2 separate regions of the Homo sapiens genome follow, and region 2 is linked to region 1. The links are chromatin contacts, found by Hi-C or POLR2A ChIA-PET in ENCODE. All regions are on one chromosome and are shown on one strand. Each heading gives the region's core, a stretch centred on a gene start or an enhancer-like site at or near the end of the contact. The rest is flanking DNA. Distances are from core to core; before and after follow the strand shown.

What was found. Hi-C counts contacts between places; a loop is a spot of excess contacts on that map. ChIA-PET counts read pairs that join two places held with the same protein, here RNA polymerase II (POLR2A). Pooled maps may share reads with other maps.
Region 2: a map of PC-9 shows a loop between it and region 1 (19-fold over the local background). The contact joins two enhancer-like sites. A Hi-C loop is called at or near these places in 1 of 168 maps with a recorded cell type or tissue (PC-9) and 2 of 50 pooled maps. POLR2A ChIA-PET finds 5 or more read pairs at or near these places in 3 of 52 experiments (Caco-2, PC-9 and Panc1).

The regions. Positions count from the first base shown.
Region 1 is chr20:48,297,227-48,301,723 of GRCh38, reverse strand. No RefSeq gene overlaps it. Among named protein-coding and RNA genes, the nearest start is that of LINC00494, 60 kb to the left of the region's middle. Within about 2 kb of position 2,468, at least 4 of the 41 ENCODE cell types and tissues checked have a DNase peak (open chromatin) inside an H3K27ac peak, as active enhancers do; they include PC-9, where a contact is called at or near this core.
Region 2 is chr20:48,536,180-48,540,676 of GRCh38, reverse strand. All of the region lies in intron 2 of LOC105372646 (a long non-coding RNA gene), which reads left to right. Among named protein-coding and RNA genes, the nearest start is that of LINC00494, 180 kb to the right of the region's middle. Within about 2 kb of position 2,081, at least 2 of the 41 ENCODE cell types and tissues checked have a DNase peak (open chromatin) inside an H3K27ac peak, as active enhancers do; they include PC-9, where a contact is called at or near this core.

The DNA of each region.
Region 1 (4,497 bases), core at 1,219-3,718:
AAATCAGAAGGGGCTGAATCCTAGAAATTTGTCCTCACCTCTGTTGTCATCTGTCATAGATCTTTCACCAACTTTCTGCTTCACTTAGAGAGTTTCTGAGGTTCTTCTCAAGGAGAAATTGACAAATATGCAACTGTGTCCAGGCACTACAAGGCCCACTAAGAGTCTCAGTTAGCACCCGCTTTATTGCAAATATCATAAAAACTCAACTCAATATTAAAAGGAAGATGTTGACTCATGTAACTGACCATTTCTGAGCCACGTGGATGCAGTAGATTGGACTATTGTACCCAATCCCTTTCCTCTCTTCCCTGACATCCTCATTCCAAGGACTTTGGTCTTGGCCATGTGACTTTCTTTGGCCAGTGGGGTATTAGTGGACGTGACATGGGAGAAGGCTTTAGATATGCTTGTGTGGGATGCTTAGGATCTTGCCCTTATGGTATAGGCACAAGAAGGGCAGGCTCCAAGCATCCTATGAACCCAGGATGGAGATATGTGGAGGTGGATCTGGTCTGAACTCTGAAGCAGAGATGCACCAGTTGACTTGCAGACTCGTGAGTGAGAAAAAGAAGTTTTTTGTTTTTTTTTTAAATACGCCACCAAGATTTTGGGGCTGTTTGTTACAAAGCTTTGTTGAACTACACATCCCTCACTAAACCAATCACTGAGAATGGACAGGATAAAGTAGGTTTCTGACCTAAGCCCATAAGACTCATGCTGGAACTGAGGGTAGAATCAATGTTCTCTGGTGTGAACTGGGGTTTGATCCAGGAAAATAAAAAGGGGGATATAACCTTATTAAAAGTCATGTGAAGGGATGCTGGAACACAAAAGCAACATTTGCCTATAATGCTGAGCTTAAGCTTGTATTTTCTAGTAGAAGGACAGTTTTAATGCTTTATAAATATAACCTGTAACCATCTCCTATCTTTTTACAACTCCCTTATTATGGGAGCAAAAGCAATCTGAGCTCCTTTGATTTCTGAGTCTGTGGTTAATGATCAATTGTCCAGTCTCTTGTGTAGAACATATTTTCTCTCACCTTCTCCTTCCTATTTCTTAAAAGATTGAAATAAAATATACATCACACCAGGCATGACAGCAATTATTTGGCTCAAATAATTCCCAAATGGTGCCAAGCACTTTAGTCCCGCAGGTTCATTCCTCTTGTCATTTCATTTAAAATATAGACCTCGAAAAGTGTACCCTTGGCTATTTTCAAGTTTTAATCTCCATTGACAGAACCATTAAAGTGTCTGTCCCCAATGTCAGAGCTTTTAAATGCTCCTTTCCCTTTCATGATATGCAAGTTTGGGCGCCGGAATCCCTGTTTGCTGGACCCAGGTGCTGCCTTGTCAGTAATAAGTTTGTATTTTTGTTAGGAGGGCCAGAGAATAAGTCTTTAATTGAGGGTAAGTTTAAGGGAAGTGGTAAGCTTTTTTTTTTTTTTTAGATGGAGTCTTACTCTGTCACCCAGGCTGGAGTGCCGTGGCGTGATCTCGGCTCACTGCAACCTCCGCCTTCCGGGTTCAAGCAATTCTCCTGCCTCAGCCTCCCGAGTAGCTGGGATTACAGGCGGGCACCAACACGCCTGGCTAATTTTTGTATTTTTAGTAGAGACAGGTTTCACCATGTTGGCCAGGCTAGTCTAGAACGCCTGGCCTCAGGTGATCTGCCCGCCTCGACCTCCCAAAGTGCTGGGATTACAGGCGCGAGCCACTGTGCCTTTCCGGGAAGTGGTAAGCTTTTAATGTGTCTACAGAAAGTATATTGGGATGCAGGATGGTGGACTTACTAATGAGGATAAGCAAGGCAATGTTGCAACAAACAACAGTACCCAAATCCCCTTGGCTTAAAACAACAAAACACACTCTATATATCTCACATGAGTTGTTAGGGAGGCCCAGTTTATTTTAACTTCTCAGAGATCTAAAGGAACAGAAGCTCCACCATCTTTCAGTATCTGCATCTCAATACATGCTCCCATGATCACCATGGCATGGCAAGAGACCATAGAGAATCATATACCAGCTTTTAAATAATTATACTGAAACAACACATGTCACTTCCTCAGATTTCCTTGGCCAAGCAAGATCTTATGTCCATACATAACTTCAAGGATGGGGAATTGTAAACCTTTTGTGGGATGGGAAGAGGAGGGGAATCTAGAATGTTGGTGACTGCTGAGTATGTCTCCCATAGTTGAGTTTTAGTTACAGAAAGGAAAGAATTGACATGAAAAGCAACTTCACTAATATGATGGTTCTCTCTTTGGCACGGTGGATCTCGGCAACTTGTTGGGCTTCTAAGTGGATGGATTAAAGAGAAGCATCATTTGAGGCTGGCTTTTTTTTTTTTTTTTTGCCACCAGTCTCTTTATAATCTTATTTTTGTCTGCGTGAAGGTATTAGCATACATTTTCTGGGCTTCCAGCCAGATGAGTCATTTTCTTTGCCTATTTTCCTGTCTCCATGGTGCCCTGCTGTTTGTCAGAACCAAACAATGGTCCCAGCCAAAAACTGTGCTGGGGGTCCTAAATCCACCTAGCTTAGTGCCCAGATACCCCTCCTGCTCTCTGGATGGAGCTCACCCTCAATCAGCTCCCCGGCAGGACCAGGCGCCATGCATAGACAATGCCACTTGGCATCTGATAAGTAACATTTGGTAGCAAGCCCGAATCAACTTTTCATCATCCTAGACAAGAGATGCATTTGGGACTCTTCAGTCTCCCCTGAAGCCCTCAGGCAGGCTTCTGTCATGGCTGTTTGGGATTATGATAACAGTGCTGGGAGGTCCCCACCTGCACCTCAGGCCAGACTGGAGAGGGCGAGAAAGCAAAATTAAAATGTCAGATTCCTACTGGGGATTAGGAGGCACTCAACTCTAGCCAAGTTTTTTTCTCCCTGAAGAAGGGGAAAAAAAGAAAATAGAAAACCCAACCCCAATTCTCCCATCCTCCTCCACAGTCCATAAAATTATAAGTTAAGGGATAAAAAGAAGAGACATAATTCAGCAAACCAGTGAGGAACACTTTGCCTGAACTGATACATTTTTCTATCAGTTTGAGGCCAGCAAAGCAAAAGAATTTCTGTTCACACCTCTGGTGTGAACAAGGGCTGTTTCCAGGAGAGAGATACCTCTAAAATAGGGAAATAGAAGAAATTGCAGTCTGTCAATTATTCACAGTTTAGTCTAACAACTATCTAAAATGTAGCCAGAGACAGTGTGGGGAGCAGATTTTAAAAAGGGCTCCCAATGGTCCCCACTTCCTGGTATCTGTGCCCTTGTGTGATCCCTTCTCGTTGAATGTGGGCTAGACCTAGGGACTTGCTTCAAACAAATAGAATATGGGAAAAATGATGGGGTGCTACTTTCGAAATTAGGGTAGAAAAAAGACTGATGTAATGTCTTATTCTCCCCATCACCGGCTTGCTCTGGGGGAGCCAGATGCCAAGTGCTGAGCTCCCCATGGGGTGAGAATCAAGGGAGGCCTCCAGCCAACAGCCACAAAGAACCAAAGGCCTCAGGTCCGCTGTCTTGAGGAACTAAATCCTGCCAAAGACCACTTGAATAAGTTCAAAAGCAGGTCCTCCAGCCCCAGGTGAGTCTTAGGATGAAACCACAGCCCCAGCTGATACTGTTTGCAGCCTTGAGAGCTAGAGAACTCAGCCAAGCCACATCCAGTTTCCTGAACCACGAAACTGCTAGATGACAAATACATGTTTCTTTGAGCCACTAAAATGTGGGGTTGCTTGCTATCTAGCAATAGATAACTAATGCCCATGGCTAAAGTGGGTGGGCATACAAGCCTGCCCAGGGCAATACTATTTGACCAAATTTTCCTGCTGAAATTTCTTTGACGGTTTTGAAACCAGATGATCCCAGCTTAGACTGAAGCAGCCATTCTCAAATGTTTAGGTGTGAAGACTTCATTCAAATGGAACCTTATGGAAAAGTTCTATTTGTCAAACAGATCAAAAACAAGCTGCTCTGGCTGAACTGGCGGTGAGGGCTCCATTAGACACCCAGCTCTGACTAACGTCCCCAGAGGAACCTTCTGTCCACCTTAAAAATTCCGTAGGAACCATTGGTCTAGCTGGTTGGGGCAGGCCTGCCCCAAGAATACTCAGTGATAGGAGGTGTCATCAATGACTGACTTTAAGAAAAAGCAATTTTCCCCCTGCCCTCACCACGAGTATAGACTTGGGTGAGCCCCAGGTTAAGGCAAGGAGGATGGAAAGCTTCTGCAGCGTCTGCTGCAGGGCCTTTCTCCTTCCTCCCAGCTCTCCCTGTTCTGTCCCTACCCTGAGCTCTGCTGTTCCCCAGAGACATGCCTCCATCAGCCAGCCAGAAGCCCCTGCTGAAGGTGGACTGGTATGGCTCATTCAGCCATCCTGCCTAGAAGTTGCTCAGTTATAAAAGGGAAAGAAGGAAAACCAAAAAGGAAGGAATCTCCAATGCTGGAGTTTCATACTCAGGGCAGGCTGGTGGGGA
Region 2 (4,497 bases), core at 832-3,331, 240 kb before region 1:
AGAAACCGCTCCCATGATCCAGTCGCCTCCCTTCAGGCCTCACCTCCAACATCGGGGATTACAATTCCACGTGAGATTTGGACAGGGACACAGATCCAAACCATGTCACCTGCTAAGCAAGAAGGTAATAATAAAAGCCACCCAAGTAAGCCAGAGTCACAAGATGTTAGGTTCCTGTATTAGGGTTCCCTAGAGGGAAAGAACTGATAGGATTGATGTATATACGAAAGGGAATTTATTAATGAGTATTGACTCACACAATCACAAGGTGAAGTCCCACAATAGGTCATCTGCAAGCTGAGGAGCAAGGAAGCCAGTCCAAGTCCCAAAACCTCAAAAGCAGGGAAGCCGACATTGCAGACTTCGGTCTGTGGCTGAAGGCCCTAGAGCCGTTGGCAAACTCTTGGTGTAAGTCCAAGAGTGCAAAAGCTGAAGAACTTGGAGTCTGATGTTTGAGTGCAGGAAGCATCCAGCGGAAAGATGAAGGCTGGAAGACTCAGCAAGCCTAGTCGGTCCGTGTTCTTCTGCCTGCTTACATTCTAGCTGCACTGGCAGCTGATTAGATGGTACCCAGCCAGATTGAGGGTGGGTCTGCCTTTCCTAGTCCACTGACTCAAATGTTAATCTCCTTTGGCAACACTCTCACAGACACACCCAGAAACAATACTTTGTATCCTTTAATCCAATCAAGTTGACACTCAACCATCCCAGTTCCCTATAGAAAGTAAAAGAGAACATCTTGACCCATGTCCTTGAGTGAGTTGTTTTTCAGGAGCTAGGACCCCACCAGATGGAAAATGCTGACTGTTTTCATGCAGACCTCAGATAAAGGGGAACTGGGACTGAACCTGACCCCCAATTTTGTTCTAAATCTCTTCCTGAGGGGCCTGTAGAGAGTCACACCTATAGGCCAAACCTTAACATTCCTTTCAGCTGACCCTAAGTATTTTAGACAAACCTTGTTTTTTAAATCCATTGCAAATCAAAGAATCTCTGAATCCACCTGTGACCTTCAAGCCCCCAATCCAAAATATCCTGCCTTTTTAAAGGTAGACCAATATGTAACATCCATGTATTGGTTTATGATTTTGCTGGCAACTTCTCCTTTCCTGAAACTTACCCCTGCCTTTAAAAACCCTTCCTTATAAGCCCCTAAGAAGTTTGCATCTCAAGCATCAGCTGCCTGATTCTCCTTGCTGGTGCCCTACCTTAAAGCCTTGTTTCTCTTGCTACAAACCTCAGTGTCAGTGCTTGGCTTTGCTGCACCAGGTGAGCAGACCCAGCTTTGGTTCAGTAACATTGGGAGGGTAATTGTACCTACCTTCTCTGGTTTCTATAAATTGGGAATTGTTCATTTGCTGAACGATGGAAAACCCAACCCCACAGTCTGAGGGGAAAAAAGGATTTATTGGTGCAGATAACTGGAGGGTTCCAGAAAGGGACTGCCTCAGGCATGACTCAGGAAGAAGTGGGGACCAAAGGGAGGAATTTGGTAACAAGGTAAATATTTACCCCAAACCCAAGTTCCAAATAATAGTCTTTGGCTTTTGTGGCATATCCAGGTCAAATGATGGTAACACTGACAAATACGGGCGTAATCTCACACAAGCTCAAGGAAAAAGCAGATTCGTGGAGAGATGAACAGCTGAGGTCAGAACCCCTGTGTTCATGGAATGCAGGACACATCCCCTGTCTGTGTATCTATGGCCTGAGGGTCCTGACTGGCTTACCTGTTCCTGTTATTTTCACAATAAATTTGTTCAGGTCACCAACAATTCCAGCTTGAAAGGACCACAGAATCTCATCATAACCTGGGTGTTTGAATCCCAAATGTAGACTGTCCAAATGTCCATAGCTATCCTCAAGATTTCCGCAGCATGAAGCTGACATTTTTTCCTGCTCCTCCCAGCTCTCGTTTCTGGCCTCTGCTGAGCTCTTAACTCTCCACATTGTTTCTTGTAGCTGCCCGTCTTGTTTCTGCAGGAGTCCATTCATCTTGGGAAAAAAAATAGCCCAGAGAAATCTGAGCTATGTTAGGTATGCAGAAGGTATCAGGTCCAGGGAGACATGAGTATGAAACTTCAGTCACCCCTCTGGCCCCATGCCCAGGAGCAAGAGTTTAAAGGCGTTTTAGTCATGACTAGCTGCCTTCCCGATTATCTTGATGTTCCTGGAGTTTGTGATACAAAGAACAATGTGTAGCCAGTCAATGGTCTGTGTTATTTTAATGCAAATTCTTGGTGAACAACTTAGAAAGTGCCTCTTCTTTTTTCCTTAAAAACCCACTTGTAACTCTGGCTAATTATCTTGCATGTTCAGGGCAAATTGGATCTATGCTTCCGGGTGGTCATCCTCAAGCTTCGAGCTCAAACACTATAGTTAGTCATAATTTCTGAAACTCATTATTTAAGGTTGACACATCCAAGCATGGTGTGGGCTCCTCCTTGTATTTTTTTTTTTTGTTTTTGTTTCCTTAGAGTCAGGGTCTTGCCGTCACCCAGGCTGGAGTGCAGTGGTGCAATCATAGCTTGCTGCAGCCTTGAACTCCTGGGCTCAAGCGATCCTCTCGCTTCAGCCTCCTGAGTAGCTGAGACTACAGGTGTGTGCCACCATGCCCTGCTAATTTTTAAAAAATTTTTTTTGTAGAGACAGATTCTCACTGTGTTGCCCAGACTGGTGTAAACCAAAAAATAAAATTCTGAGGCCCTCAACCAAGTGAATGGATCCCTCCTCTCAGCAAAGGGCATTCCAAAGTAAACCTGGAACGAGAGTGCAGGGCACGATGGGAATGGCTTATGCCTTCCTCTTGTTGGAATTGAGGCACAGCTGACCAGCATTAACATTAAGGCAGAGACCTAAAGGCTGACAAATGACTCTTTGTAGCATTGTGACACATCACAAAATGACAGCAGGTTCTGAAAGAAATCCAAGTATTTTACCCTAAAATATATTAATTGGACCTATTTTGAAATGGCCCTGCAAAGCTGTCTCTGGTGGGAAAAATCTACATTCTGTAGAGAATCTCTTTCCCTTTCCAGGCCTAATTCCTGACCTGGGAGAGAATTAACTAAGAGTCTAAAAAAGAGACCTTTTTAGGCCTGATTAGAGCTCTGAAGGCTGCTCCTGGAGGCTTCATCTGTATGATAAAACCTTGGTCTCCATAACCCCTTATCTTAACCCAGACACTCCCTTCTATTGATTCCAGGACTTTAGGTAATAAGTTAGCACTTTCAACCAATTGCCAATCAGAAAATCTTTGAATCCACCTATGACCTGGAAGCCCCACCCCTCGCACCCTTCGAGTTGTCCCACCTTTCCTGACCAAACCAATATATATCTTACCTGTATTGATTGATGTCTTATGTCTCCCTTAAACATATAAAACCAAGCCATAGCCCAACACCTTGGGCACATGTTCTAGGATCTCCTGGGGCTGTGTCATGAGCCCCTAATATGGTCACTCATATTTGGCTCAGAATAAATCTCTTCAAATATTTTACAGAGTTTCAATCTTTTTGTTGGCACTGGTCTTGAACTCCTGGCCTCAAGCAATCATCCCACCTTGGCCTCTTGAAGCTCTATAGGCATGAGCCACCAGTCCTGGCCTTTCCTTGTTATTAGTCTTCTCAAATTCCATGTTCCTGGCAGCTGTGACGGACAGATTTTACTGGTGACGTTGGAGCAACACAGGTGGGTAATTTTATCTGTGCCCTGGTCCCTTGGCCACTTCTGCCACCTCCAGCATCTGGATGTGTTGCTTAGCAACCCCATCCCTTTCTACCTCCTGCCTTTGACCTCAACTTCACATCCCTACTCAAGTCTGAATAGTTCTTCTCTGGGCAACTCTTATCTCAGCTGGTGATAAATGGATTTTCTCACCTCCTGCCCTGGTAATACTCAAGGTGGCCACTTACTGGCTGTCTACCTTGCGGCAGGCACAGACCTATGCCTTGCACGCAGTATCTCACCAGTCTGCACAAGAGCCTCATGTGGGGCCTGTTCTCCCACTTTACAGATGAGGGAGCCTAGGATCCTCCACGAGAAGGGACTCAATGGTCTATAGGGGAGTTGGGGTTCACCTTGTGCTGTCTCACCCTGGGGTCCAAGCTCCTAACCAGGGTTCCCTATTTACTCAATTTAAATCATTCACCTGCCACTGTCTCCACTTTCCCCAGGATGATCCTTTGCTCCTGGGGTGGCCAAACATTTTCTGGCAAGTGCCAGAGAGTGAATATTTTGGGCTTTGTGGGACACATGGCCTCTGTTGCAAGTGCCCTGCTTTGCTGTCATAATGCCAGGCAGCCATAGCCAGAGACGATTTATACACAGATCAGCACTGCGGTGTCCCAGGAAAACTTGATTTACAAAAATAGGCAGTTGGCCTCAGGGCTGTAGTTTGCTGATCTCTGATAGCTTTCTTTAAATAAACCCATTTTTTTTTCACTAAAAAACTTTTATTTGAAAGAAACACTTAAATCATCCAGAGTAAATGTGAAA